5 separate regions of the Homo sapiens genome follow, and all the other regions are linked to region 1. Evidence: chromatin contacts called from ENCODE Hi-C or POLR2A ChIA-PET data. All regions are on one chromosome and are shown on one strand. Each heading gives the region's core, a stretch centred on a gene start or an enhancer-like site at or near the end of the contact. The rest is flanking DNA. Distances are from core to core; before and after follow the strand shown. Region 1 overlaps JADE2 (jade family PHD finger 2). Region 2 holds the start of PITX1 (paired like homeodomain 1). Region 3 holds the start of TCF7 (transcription factor 7). Region 4 holds the start of SKP1 (S-phase kinase associated protein 1). Region 5 holds the start of C5orf24 (chromosome 5 open reading frame 24).

Region 1 (2,507 bases), core at 4-2,503:
CAGGGGCTGGGGAATTAACAAATTTTTGCCCCACCCCGGACTTGCCGGAGGTGTGAAGGACAGTTCTGGGAGAGACCTGGAGGCCAGCCGCATGTTTTGGAGGGCTACTGTTTGAGGTAGTGTCCTCCTCTGGCCTGGGCAGAGACACAGGCGGAAGGGCAGGCCAAGCGGTGGGGGTTTCCCCAAGCAGGCTGTCTTGAGGTAGAAAGCTGCATTTTCAGGAAGTCAGAGTCCCCAGAAGTCAGCCAGTGGGCAGAGGCCTGGGTCTCTGGACCGGGAGCTGCTGATGCTGATCAAAATCAGCAAGTGCTTAAGAGTACCTAGTGGGCCTAGCTCAGTGCTGGGGACAGAAAGCACAGGCCCTGTCCCTGGGGAGCTTGTCCTTTGTCAGCAGGATGCAGGTGCTACACAGGAAGGTGTCTGTTATGGGAGGTGCAGCCTGGCTTTGCCAAAACACCCAGGCTTTGCCCGAGGACATCTGTGACCCCAGGCGAGTGAGCCTCAGAGCCCTTATCATAGAGTTCTGCCCTGGGTCCTCCCAGGGAGTTGATGATCTGTAGATGTGACTCCTTCCCGAGACTCATGGAGCCCTGGGGGGTGAAGGGAACCCCAGAGGTGAGTGGGGCAGGAGGTGGGGAGTGTCGGGTAAAGCAGGCCACCCTGAGCTGGAAGCCTGGATGGTGGGAGTGGGGATTCAGCTGTCAGCTCCTCTATAGGCTGTGGTGACAAATTAGTACATCCCTAGTTGCATGTACCACTGAGGCCCTTCACCAATGTGTAGCACTTAGTCCCTGGGGAAGGGGCCTGAGAGAAGCCTCTGCTGCCAGCAAGAGGGTGTCCCCCAGACCCAGTGTCCTTGAAAGTCCCTCTATATGGAGTGCCACCCCCCACTCCCCCAAAAAACACAGCGAGTGGAGATGCAGCTTCTTAGCTCAACCCATGCTTTTAAAAATGGAATCCTCCTTCTACCCTGGGTGAAGGGTAAAGACAGGGGTGGCCAGATTGTGTTGGGGCTCCAAACCACAGGATAAATAAGATGCCTTCTGAGGAGCAGAGGTGTTATCCAGATGTTTGAAATGCCATTTTATAGTAGAACAATGAAGGCGTATGGTACAGTAAAATGCAAAATGCCCATAATTTGATAGATAAAACAGGAGAATCCAAAAAAAGGTTTTGTGCTTGCCCTTGTGGTTTTGAGCCAAGTTTCCAGCCCACCAGCAGTTCCTTTGCTACCCTGTGAGGCAGGCGGGTTGGGGCGAGCCCTTCCGCTAGGCTAAGTGCCTGCTTTCTGAGACTCACACTGCCTTTCTCTGGGGTGGGGGGCAGGATCCACTTCTATAGTTGGAAACGTTGCTGCTCCGCCAGCTGGAAGGGCCTCCTGGCCTCTGGGACTTGTCTTGCAAAAGAAATGTGTGTAATAAATTCTCTTTAAGAGCAGGAAGTGCTGTTATCCTCATGAAAATAAAAGAAAGAGACGTTGAGTGGGGTTTTTTTTTTTTTAAGTGTCTTACGAACTTAGCCTAGTGGTAGCTTGCAACACAACTGGGCAGGGGGTAGCTATTCTCATAGCCCTTCTTTCGTGTTTTATACTGAATTTTAACTGCATAAGTTTGCTCTTGGCTGGGAAACTCTTTATCAGGTTCCGGCCCAGAAAAGATTTTTTAAAAGAAGAGCCCTCTGTGTCTTGCAAGCAGTATTGCTGTGGTTAAAGGACAGTGGGGACCTCACACAAGTGGTTTCACCTTTCTGAATCTCAGTCTCCACATCTGTAAAATGGGGGTAATATGAATTAGGAGCCACGATATATGTAAAACTTTAACATAATACCTGACATGCCTTAACAGGGCAATTACCTTTCTCTGTTAGCTGTCATTTCTAATGAGATGAGGTGCTCAGAAAACAATTGTGATGAGGTTGGCTCTTTAAGTACAGACCTTCAAACTTTCCTTGAGGGGTGAGGAAGAAGGCACCACTTCCAGCTCTACGTTGGGACTTTTGGTGTAGACAGATGTCCAGGAGAGATTGTCCTGGCCAAAGCCATTTTAATTGGCTTTGGGACAGTGACCAAGACCAGTTTCTCAGTTTCACCTGGAAGAATCCTGCCAGCCTCCTGCCTCTTCTCTCCCTGCTAAGACAGGGCAGGAAAGTTTAGTCATACTTCATACAAATCCTGGGATTCATTCATTCATTCATTCACTGACTCTTTACACAAGCATTTCGTTTTTTGTTTTTTTGTTTGTTTGTTTGTTTGTTTGTTTGTTTTGAGACAGGGTCTCCCTCTGTCACCCAGGCTGGAGTGCAGTGGCATGATCTCAGCTCACTGCAGCCTCTACCTCCTGGGCTCAGGCAGTCCTCCCGCTTGAGCCCCCCAGGTAGTTGGGACTACAGGCAAGCCACCATAACTGGCTAATTTTTGTTCCACAAGCATTTCTTGAGTACCTGCTGTGTGTCAAACACTGTGCCAAAAGCAGGCACAGTGATAAACAGGACATATGCAGTCCCTGTCT
Region 2 (2,507 bases), core at 6-2,505, 490 kb after region 1:
TGCCCGCGCCGGCCACCCGCGGGCCCAGTTCGCTGCTGGAAAAAAGCTCCAGCTCGGACAAAAAAAGGCAGCGCGGAGGGAGACGCGCAGGAGCCGGGGCGGGGGCCAGAGCCGGGCTGCTCCGGGCTTCGGCCGCGCACGTGGGCCGGATCCCTTGATCGGCGTTCCGGCTGGCCTTGCTGGGAGTCCGGCCGCGCCTGTTGGCCCGCTCGCCCTCACCGTCCTCTGTGTCTCCCTTCTACTTGATGACCCCTCTCCCCCCGTTTACCCTTCCCGCCCGCCCCTTCTCTTTGGTCTCTTTCATTCTGTCGCCTACTGTCACGGTGTTAACCTCCCTCTCTGTCTCTCTGAGTGCGTTCTCTCGCCCGTCACCCCTCTTCCTTTCTCGGTCTCCTCCTCTCCCTTCGTCCGAGCCGCTCCTTAGCGCCCAGTTGCGCAAATCAAATTCTTTCCCGTTCTATTTACTCCTGATCAAGAGGGGCTGTCAGTCCAACCCTCCAGCTGTAGGCTCGTGCATCTGCCAGTCTCTTGGCGCGTGGGGACCGCGTGGAAGTGCCTTCGCGTGTGCGTAAGTTTCCGCGTTCACCGTCAGGTCGAGAACGGGAAAAAGAAAGCTCCTGACGCTTCTGGGGCGGAGAGGGAGCTTGGTTGCGCGGCGCGGGCGTCAGGCCCTGCTCCCAGCTCCCCGTGCTCCGCGCCCGGGTAGGCTCTGTGCGCGCCGCGCGGGGAACGGCGCTTACCTGGCAGCTCCGTGTCAGACGACTCGCTGGCGGAGTTCTCGAGCGGCTCGCGGGGGTCGGCGGGCCGGGCCAGGTGGAAGGCGGGCCCCATGTCATGGGGTGGCGGCGGCGGCGGCCGGAGCCCCTCCGGCAGCCGCTCCAGGCTCATGCCCCCCTTGAAGGCGTCCATGGAGGTGGGGACCGCGGCGGGCGCTCCAGGGGCCGGGGCTGGGCGCGCCCCGCCGCCCTGGCTGCGACCTGCGGGGACAAGAGCGCAGCGCCTAAGCGGCTGCCCTCCAGGGCTGCCGGCGCCTGCAGCGACGCCGTGCCCGCCCCATGGACCGCCCGGGGCTGCGGCGCCGGGCGGGCAGAGGCGGCGGCAGCTTCTCGCGACTGGGCGCCTGGCTCAGCGCTCCGCGCTGCGCTCCTGCCGCTCGGGCCTCAGCAGCCCGGCCGGCCCCGGCTCCGGCTCCGGCTCCGGCTCGCGATCCGGGGCCGGTTTCTAAGGCTCCGGACGGCGCCGGCAGAGTCTGTCTTAAAGCGACAGCGCGCACAGCCAGGTTCCAGCAGTCCCTGCGCCAGGGGTGCTGGGTGGGGTGGGCCTGGGTGGGAGGGGGCTGGGGAGGGAGCGAGCGAGCGAGGGAGCGCGGGCGGAATCCAGCCCCAAGCCGCCCGCGCCGCCGCGCCCTCACTGCCGCCCTCCCTCCCTCCCTGCCTCGCCCGCGCCCTCCCCCTCCGCAGCCACCTTCCCGCCGCCTCCCCGCCCCCCGCGGCCTCGCCGCGCCTCTCCCTCCTTCCCCGGTGACACACCGAGTTCTCCCTCGGCCTCACAAAAGAAACGCATCTGGCCTGCGAGTCCCGGGCGGCTCGTGCACACCTCAGGCCTCAAATGACTTGTTTCGCCTAGAATCAACTCCCGTCTCGGCCGCCTCGAAGTCCCCAGCCCTGGCGAGAACAGCCCAGGATGAGTGAATGTTTGCCGAACAGGATCGCACCGAGCGGGCGCCTTCGAGCCAGCGCCGGGGCGGGGGCAGAGCCCGGGGCCCGTTCCGGCAGCTCCCAGCGGTGTCCTCGTCGAGGGGCCGCCTGCCCCTCCTTCTCCAGCCTCTTCTCCCGGGAACTCAGCCCGGCTGAGTGACAGCAGCCTGCGCTCTAATGGGCCCCCGGATGCTGCCTCCTAATTAGCTTGGACCTTCTCCCCTACGGCTGCTTCTCAGGCCTCCCTCTCTGCACCGCAGTCAATTTTCCGGGATTGGGATAGAAATGATGGCTTCTAATCAGACGAAACGTTTCTGCTGGCTCTAGGCGTTTGGAGAATGCAGAAGGAAGACCCCAAGGATCCCAGCCAGACCCCACAGCCTCTTGTACCTCTCCCCTTGTTTTACACCTTAGGCCTTGGCCAAATGGGCCAGGCCTGGCCTTGGCAGGCATGGGGTTGGCCTTGGCAGCCTTTGCCCTCCTTCAGGGTAGCTTTGTCCCAGCCTGGGGCCTGCGTCCTGGCTTCCCAGGGCTTCAGGCATAGGCCTGGTAAGCCAGGTGACTGCTGTCTCCCAACCCTGGGCCAGCAGCCCAGGAAGCCCTCAGTCTTCCAGCTTCTCTCCCACACAGTGGTAGCTGAGCTGCAGCTCCAATGGGCCTTCACTGGGCACAGGCAAAGACATTACTCTCCCACTCCTAAGAGTGATTCCCTCCTCGAGTCCTTGCACGTAGGTGAAGTTTGTCGAAGGATTTTGCTCAACAATTGTTAGCTGGCCCCGAGACCTCAGCGTCTTGAGCAAACAGGCCACA
Region 3 (2,507 bases), core at 5-2,504, 430 kb before region 1:
CCTGGACCCGGAGGGAGGCACGGCTGTCTTCCGGCCCGGCTTTGCACCGCTGCCAGGGGTCCTGTGGGGCCCTCAGAGGGAGAGGCGTCCAATACCCGGCCCTCCCCCAAATACCCTCTATCCCAACTGCTCTCAGAAGAGGCGTGAGCGTCTACAGTGAACCCAGCACAGAAACCTGCTAGGGGAGCTGCTGTTGACTGCATCGCGATCCAAAGGACCGGCGTCTTTTGTAGATGCAGGGGCTGAGCCAGGCCAAGCGCGCCGTGGAGGCCCGCGTGGACGCAGACCCGGGTGCCATACAGATGCGCTGGAATCCAGGCACTTTCCCGCGCTCCGCAAATCTAGATGTTTCAGCCTGGATCGAGCGAGGGTTAGAGGGTTAGTCAGGCCAGGGTCAACTTCAGAGTCATGGGCTCCCTAAATGCGACTTCTAGGGTTGAGTTGCTGTGGACGAGCGACCCATGTCGGAATCCCGCGCCCACGTGGCTGCCCAAAGTTCCGAGTCTCCGGGCTGCAGGTTCTAGTCACGGAACCGAGTTGGGAGAGTCATAGGGGCTGGGACTTGGAGGATCGGCTGAGGTCCGGTGCTCTTGGCTGTGTTCGCGGCTCGGAGCCGTCGCCTGACTGAGGGGCCCGTCACAGATGTGTGATGTATAAGCTCTGCACGCAACAGGAGCTCAATAAATGTGCGAAGGGGGGTATACTTATGTTCGCACTGTATGCAGGCGGCCTAGAAGGAAGTCCCTGATTGGCACAGGGATGGAGGATGGGGCAAGAGCCGCAACAGCGCCGCGGAGTTCCAACGCTGCCGGTTCCCTGGGGTACGAGCACAGCCTCAAGCAGCCTCAAGCCCTAGGAAGCCCCCAGTTCAAAGCACAGGGCGCATTGGAGCCTGGGCACGATACAGTTCACACCACGGCTGCGATGGTAAGCCACGCCCAAGTCCCAAGGGCCTAGGGGACCCCCGCCCTCCACAGCCGGAGGAGAAACCTGGGCGCAGAAAGCAGGGGGAATATCTGGTTGTAGGTGAGTAAGCGGGGTCAGGAGTTCCCGTTAGAGTCTCTGCGTTTCGGGAGAAGGGTGATCATTCCCAGGCTTGTCCGACGTCTCTCTCAGGGTGCGCTCCGGAAGAGCGAGCCCTTTAAGGCTATGCCGAGTGGGCGCGTCCCGGCCTCTCCCGGGAGAGGAGAGGCGGGGCGGACCTGTGTCCCGCCCCCGGCCCGGCCCGCCCCCAGTGCCCGCCCCGCCCCCGGCACTCGGCCGGCGGCGCCTTTGATGTTCCGACCCGCCAGCTCGCGGAGCCGCTCTGCCCCGCGCCCTAGCCCGCGCCTGCAGCCCGCCCAGGCGGAGTCAGCCCGCGCTCCGCCCGCCGCGATCCGAGCTCGGAGGTTCGGACTCCGGGCTCGCCGCCCCCCGGGCCGGCTCCGCGCCCCGCACTCCCGGCGCCCAGCGCCCCGCGCCCCGGCGGGCGGAGCGCACCATGCCGCAGCTGGACTCCGGCGGGGGCGGCGCGGGCGGCGGCGACGACCTCGGCGCGCCGGACGAGCTGCTGGCCTTCCAGGATGAAGGCGAGGAGCAGGACGACAAGAGCCGCGACAGCGCCGCCGGTCCCGAGCGCGACCTGGCCGAGCTCAAGTCGTCGCTCGTGAACGAGTCCGAGGGCGCGGCCGGCGGCGCAGGGATCCCGGGGGTCCCGGGGGCCGGCGCCGGGGCCCGCGGCGAGGCCGAGGTGAGCCCCCGCCGGCGCCGGCTCCTCCCCCGCGGTCGCCGCGCCGCGCCGCCCCAGTTGCGCGCGGCCCTCGGGGTCTCCAGCGCGCAGAGCGTCCCTGCCCCGGCGTCGGCCCCGACCCCCGCGGTCCCACCGCCCCTCACTCCCCTCCGGTTCTCCCTCCAGGCTCTCGGGCGGGAACACGCTGCGCAGAGACTCTTCCCGGACAAACTTCCAGAGCCCCTGGAGGACGGTGAGTTTCTGCCCGGCCCGGCTTCCCTTCGTCGCGCTCAGGCCCTGGCCTCGGTGGGACGGGGACGCCAAGGACCGCGGGGAGCCGGGTGCCTCCCCCACCGCAGCTCAGGAGGCGGCAGAACCCAGGGGTGGAGAGTGGGGGGCGGGCTTCCCGGGCGCCGCCGGGTCGAGTCACTTCCGGTGCCCTGACCTTTATAGGAGTAAACAGACCCCCGCCATCCCCGCCTCCCCTCCTGCCCAGGTGACTGACTAATCCGCCGCCTTCAGGAGACAGAATTGGCCAAGGTTTCTTGGTTGGAGGGCGGGGGGTGGGAGGTCAAGTAGGGGCCACCTCGGGGAGGCCTGCCCTCCAGGTCCTTCCCCTAAAACTTGGCACTGCCGATACTCCCAGCCCGTTCCTTCCCAAGTCAGGAACTTGCAGGGGACCCCTTGGCAATTCTTTTTCTCTCAAGAGCAGACAGCCTTCAGTCCCAGCCGCTGCCAGGGCTGGTGTGTCTGACCCAGCTGTGGTTTTTCCAGGCCTGAAGGCCCCGGAGTGCACCAG
Region 4 (2,507 bases), core at 3-2,502, 370 kb before region 1:
TAGCAGCTGGTCAATCGGTTAATCTGTAATTCGATGCACTTGGTAATACTAAACTCAAAGATAAGTTTTAGTGTTACAGTAGAATAAAGTGCAAAATTTTTAAGTAATAATGGATGAAATATTTATTTGAAATGCTTTCAAAACAATTCCATTCTAAAGAAAGAGGCCTAAAGGCTCCTGCACTTGTAAATAATTCTCCATGGCCAGCATAAAGCGGGTTCTATCACATCATATAGAAAAAAAAACCCCTGCGCTTTAAGTGACCCGAAATTCTGACACTGCTTTTTAGACTGCACAGTGGAGGAGACGGTATTGTTCTATGAAACGGATACATTCTACTGTCACGCTCTAAAGGAAAAATGCATGTCCCTAAAACCCAAACGTGAAGTTTCCATTAAAAGTGAATCAAAGCAGGTAGACGTCCTATTTCTTTAAAAGCCAGATACCTAGAGTTAAGTTATACACAGTTAAGGCTCCTACAAGTCACACCACTCTGACGATGGTATCTGCTCAACGACTCCAAGTCATGGCAAAACAACGCTAAGAAATATTCAGATGGAGCAGGCGGCTATGTGCAGAAAGCCGGCGCCCGCACACGGTTAGCCAGGACCGACCGGTAGCTAGTGACGCCAGACACGGTGGAGAAAGGATGGGAGCCAAGAACCGGGCGGCCTCAGACCACCACCGCAGCTCTCCCTCCCGACCACAACAAAAGCCAGACACCGACACACGCCCACGCTCACGACAGCCAAGGGACCCCCATTCACAACCCCGCCGCCACCCCCGCCCTGGTCCCCGGGACAGCAGGCTTAAGACCAAGAGAGGCCCCCGGCCGCAGCCTGGGCCTTGCAGCCGAGCTCCGCGCCGGCTGACGCTCGGCCGGTGCAGAGAAGGCCCAGCCCGGGGTTCGGCTCACTTATGGAGCGCCGTGAGGACGCCCGGCCAGAGGAGGCCTCGCTGAGTCGGGGGCGGGGCAGGTGAACGGAACCTGGTAGGGTCTCCCGAAGAACAGGGTCGACAACGCGATCCACCGGGCCCGAAAGAAGGCCAGGCCCAGTCACCGCCCGCCGCGGGCAGGCCCAAACCGCAGCGGTGAGGCCAGCCGGCACGCAATCCGGTAGCCACGACCCTTTCCAGTTCAGTGGGCGGCTACTCACGGTGTTCGGTGTTAAGGAGACGGCCGGCGGGAGGCTGACGAGAGCCGGGAGGCGTTAGCGAAGGAAGAGAAAAACCGAAGACGAAGCCACTACAGCGTCGCAGCGCGGCGCGGCGTCTGCTTTATAGGAGAGGGCGCAGGCGCCGAGGACCCCGGGGCGCGCGGCGTCACATCGCGGCTGGGCTGGCCGCCGAGATCGCCTGACGGCAGGCCGAGAACGGCTGGGCGGGCCCAGGCCGGGAGGCGGCAAGGAGCTGCCGGGGGCGGCTGGCCGGGGGATCGGGGGGCCGGAAGAGTTTTCGCCTCTCCCCAGCTCTGAAAGCGCCGCGCTGTCTCGTCAACTGGGTGCCGGACCCCGACTGGCCTAGAAAGGTCTTTCAGGCAGCGGTGCCCTAAGCCGAGTGAAAGACCCCAGTTAAAAAGCCTGGAAAAAACAAAACCGGGCGAGTGTGTGCGTCTCTGTGTGTGTTCCTGGGAACAACAGAACGGGGCGTGTGTGTGTGTGTTCACTCCTGGGGGGGGCTGCGTGTGTGTGTACGCGCGTGTGTTCATTCCTGAGGTGTATGTGCGCGCGCGGGTGTGTGTGTTCATTCCTGGGGTGGGGTGGGGTGGGGGTGGGGCGCTTGTGTGTGTGTGTTTTACTACTGAACTGATACAGCTTGTCCAGCTTCCATTCTCCACGGTAACCCTCCGAGGTGAAATAGTGTTAGCCTTTTCGCCTCTGCAGTGAGGGAACAGGTTCGGAACGGTTAAGTGGCAGAGCTAGGATTTGAACCTTACTCCACAATTAGGTGCTGTTAGCCCTTATTTCCTACTATTGACTTCTAAAGAGGCTTCCATGCCAAACATAGCCATCGTTATAGGGAAACCCCAAGTCTAGAGAGATGGCTCCATCTAGCAGTAGGTACCTACTCCTTCACTAAACATGCTTTGAGCCCGACGTGCGAGGCGTGGTGCTGGGGATTCCGCCGTGAACCAGGCAGCCAGGGCCCGGCCTGGACGTAACTCTTCTCTAGGGTGCTCCCAGGAAGGCTTTGATGAGGTCGATGGAATGAAGCCAGCTGTAAAGGAAAGGGAGTAGTCTGAAAGCCCCACCCTGTTCTGCTCGGGAACATTACTCTCCCCATCCTAGGAGACTGGGCGCCGGGCTCGCCTAGCCAACAGGCACGTGATGATATCCCTGACACCAGGAAGACAAAAGATACTTCCACACAGGGCCCCCTGAAGAAACCAGAGATGTACAGTGCCTCTGGGATGGGACTGGGCAGGAAGGCCAAGCAGCTCCTTGAGTTACCAGGTCTTTGTCTACAAGCCTATCCAGTGTCTGCCAGGTGCCACAGCTGATGACAGA
Region 5 (2,507 bases), core at 6-2,505, 300 kb after region 1:
GCTTTGTGTCCAGAGTTTTTTGTTGTTGTTGTTGTTTGTTTGTTTGAGACGGAGTCTCGTTCTGTCCCAGGCTGGAGTGCAGTGGTGCGATCTCGGCTCACAGCAACCTCCACCTCCTGGGTTCAAGCGATCCTCCTGCCTCAGCCTTCCGAGTAGCTGGGATTACAGGTGCGCACCACCATGCCCAACTAATTTTCGTATTTTTAGTAGAGAAGGGGTTTCACCATGTTAGTCAGGCTTGTTTCGAACTCCTGACCTCGTGATCTGCCCGCCTCGGCCTCCCAAAGTGCTGGGATTACAGGCGTGAGCCACCGCACCCAGGCTGTCCAGAGTTTTTATTGGTGTAGGTTTGATCAACTGTTCACATGGCTTATCTGTCTCCAGTCCCTCAGTAGTTTGAATGAATGGGCTTGCTTGTTTCGTGTGTTGTGTCCTGGCTTGTGTGTTTGTCCAGAAAAGTTGTTTCTCCTCCTTTCTTTCCTACTGGCAGGGCAGTACCTGGCTCAGGGCTGTGCTTATGGTAGAACTCAGTTCTATGAATTGTCCATCCTCAAATATCCTTCATTACATGGGGGAAAAGGGCAAGCATCCTCCTCTAGCCTCTTCCCACTGCTTAATAAAGTGTCTCCCTTTCAGTAGCTGCCCTAATTCTGGATCCTCTCCATTCTGACATCTGGAAATTCACAGGAGGAAGGAGTGAGGAAATGAATCCCTTCTAAGTGGGTTTGTGTGAGGTGACTGATATGTCAGATATCTCACAAGAAAAACATAATAGCGGTAGTTTGTTGTTCCATCCTTTCCTGTGATTATGGAATAATGAATGCGACAATTCCTGGGGCGTGGTGGCTTACGCCTGTAATCTGCGTGGATCATAGGATGTCCCATAAAATAAAGCTTTTCATTATCACATGATCCTGGGCATGAAGAGTCCCAACTCCCCTGACTATCATTTATTTGTCCTGTATCTAAGAAATGGGGTCAGCAGGAGTTCCAGCATCTCAGAATTGTGGTGAAAACCAATACAAGTAAGGAAGTTATTAATTCCCCATTTGGTGGGTTCCTCAACCCCAGCCACTGGGGACGGTCCACGCCGGATCACCAGCAGCTCAGGCTTAAGGCCACGACGCGCAAGCGCAGCCTGCCAGCCTGGCTCCCTCCCAAAGCTTGCGTGCAGGTTGGCGGCGGGAGATCGGGTCTCGCGATGCGAGTGAGCGTGTGCGTGCGCGGCCCTCGCGAGCTCGCGCACGCCGCCTCTAACACTACAGGGTGGTAGCGGCCTCTTCGTACTGCGTCCGGGGCAGGACCGTGCGCGGCGGCCGCGGCGGGTGCTGGGAGCCAGCGCCTGCCTCGCCGCCGCCCTCGCTGCCTGCCACTCCGTCTTGGCCCGTTCTCCGCACCGTGCAGAGGCGGCGGGCTGGGGAGGGAGCGGCGCCAGCACGAGGTTCCCAGCCGCTGGGAAGCCCCTAGACGCGCCGAGGGGCCGGGCTACGAGCGGCTGAGGTAGGTAGGGGTGCGCGGGCTGGTCAGCCGGCCGGGAGCGGGGTAGGGCGGCGGCGAGAACGGGCGCCTCGCTGACCGGGGAGAAGAGGCCTCCTGCCAAGGGGCCCTAGTGTAGCCGGAGTGAGAGGAGGGGCCCCGGACGTAGCCTGCTCTTCCCCGGTGTGGAGCCATTACGGGGGGACATTCCTCCTGCGGCGGGGGGAGGGAGCCCCCTTTCTTTTCTTTGAGAGGTCAGAATCCGCAGTCCGCCCTTCGCCTTTAAATAAAAGCCTGCCGGCTCGAGATCGGCGTCGCGATGGAGTGCCCGTGGACTTCTACGCTTGCGGAACTCCGAGTGGACGGATAGCGGCTTATGAATTTTGCTTTTTAGAGGGTACACAACCCTTTCTCTAGGGTGGCGTGCATCTTCTGCAAACTTGTTATTGCCAATACGCTAATAGTCGCTTTCAGCACACAACAGGTAATACATTCTAAACGCCTCGTGTCAAAATAAGGAGAGTCCTTATTTGTGCACCGTGGGGCACAGTTAAGGAGCAGGAAGAAGACAAAGGAGGCCGTTATTTATGTGCCGTCCTATTATCAAAACTTTCCGTGGTGGGGCAGGGTGCGTGGCTATTGGCCTCTGCTGAATGGACTTTCAGAGTGATTGAGGTGAGTTGCAAATCTTCATTTAGAATTATGAAACGTATATGATTATACATAATAGTTAGTCAAATGACCTGAAATAAATCTCTGAGAATTACGTGATCTTTGATCTTTGGAGAACAGAACTTGGGTTTCTTGAAAGGAAGCTTTCTCCATGTTTAGAAAGCTTCAGGGATGCTTTGTGAAGTTACTAAAAATAGTTACATTTCTTTATGTTGGCAGTAATGACTGCCACATTCAAGAGAAGAGAAAGGAATTGTTCTATAAAGAACGGCTCATTTTAGGGGTTAAACTTTAGGAGTTAAACACAATAAAACAACTTCAAGGATGGTAAGTTTTAGCTTATGCTTTAAGTATTCGAA

What was found. Hi-C counts contacts between places; a loop is a spot of excess contacts on that map. ChIA-PET counts read pairs that join two places held with the same protein, here RNA polymerase II (POLR2A). Pooled maps may share reads with other maps.
Region 2: a map with no recorded cell type shows a loop between it and region 1 (2.6-fold over the local background). The contact joins the promoter of PITX1 here to the enhancer-like site in region 1. A Hi-C loop is called at or near these places in 1 of 168 maps with a recorded cell type or tissue (OCI-LY7) and 1 of 37 single-sample maps with no recorded cell type. POLR2A ChIA-PET finds 5 or more read pairs at or near these places in 1 of 52 experiments (OCI-LY7).
Region 3: a map with no recorded cell type shows a loop between it and region 1 (2.7-fold over the local background). The contact joins the promoter of TCF7 here to the enhancer-like site in region 1. A Hi-C loop is called at or near these places in 1 of 168 maps with a recorded cell type or tissue (GM12878), 2 of 37 single-sample maps with no recorded cell type and 5 of 50 pooled maps. POLR2A ChIA-PET finds 5 or more read pairs at or near these places in 3 of 52 experiments (GM12878, OCI-LY7 and activated T-cell).
Region 4: a pooled map shows a loop between it and region 1 (2.9-fold over the local background). The contact joins the promoter of SKP1 here to the enhancer-like site in region 1. A Hi-C loop is called at or near these places in 8 of 50 pooled maps. POLR2A ChIA-PET finds 5 or more read pairs at or near these places in 6 of 52 experiments (MCF 10A, WTC11, activated B cell and 3 more).
Region 5: a loop to region 1 is called in a pooled map, with 4 times the contacts of the local background. The contact joins the promoter of C5orf24 here to the enhancer-like site in region 1. A Hi-C loop is called at or near these places in 7 of 50 pooled maps. POLR2A ChIA-PET finds 5 or more read pairs at or near these places in 2 of 52 experiments (activated CD4-positive, alpha-beta T cell and naive thymus-derived CD8-positive, alpha-beta T cell).

The regions. Positions count from the first base shown.
Region 1 is chr5:134,543,924-134,546,430 of GRCh38, forward strand. The region is part of intron 3 of JADE2 (jade family PHD finger 2); the gene reads left to right. Among named protein-coding and RNA genes, the nearest start is that of JADE2, 20 kb to the left of the region's middle. RefSeq lists enhancers at 1-107, 208-477, 538-637, 898-1,237. Within about 2 kb of position 1,254, at least 20 of the 41 ENCODE cell types and tissues checked have a DNase peak (open chromatin) inside an H3K27ac peak, as active enhancers do; they include OCI-LY7, where a contact is called at or near this core.
Region 2 is chr5:135,032,973-135,035,479 of GRCh38, forward strand. It overlaps PITX1 (paired like homeodomain 1), which reads right to left and starts at 1,256. Exons shown (of 3, transcript NM_002653.5): 1 at 741-1,256. The coding sequence starts at 909. PITX1-AS1 (PITX1 antisense RNA 1) reads left to right here and starts at 302. Exons shown (of 6, transcript NR_161235.1): 1 at 302-568. RefSeq lists an enhancer at 140-772.
Region 3 is chr5:134,113,427-134,115,933 of GRCh38, forward strand. TCF7 (transcription factor 7) reads left to right here and starts at 1,255. Exons shown (of 10, transcript NM_003202.5): 1 at 1,255-1,729; 2 at 1,895-1,961; 3 at 2,483-2,507. The coding sequence starts at 1,481. It also overlaps a transcript of VDAC1 not described here. RefSeq lists an enhancer at 892-1,121 and a silencer at 1,212-1,331.
Region 4 is chr5:134,175,698-134,178,204 of GRCh38, forward strand. It overlaps SKP1 (S-phase kinase associated protein 1), which reads right to left and starts at 1,253. Exons shown (of 6, transcript NM_170679.3): 1 at 1,158-1,253. RefSeq lists enhancers at 634-913, 1,004-1,253, 2,157-2,507 and a silencer at 1,404-1,483.
Region 5 is chr5:134,844,713-134,847,219 of GRCh38, forward strand. C5orf24 (chromosome 5 open reading frame 24) reads left to right here and starts at 1,256. Exons shown (of 2, transcript NM_001135586.1): 1 at 1,256-1,500. RefSeq lists an enhancer at 967-1,702 and silencers at 1,222-1,601, 1,632-1,681.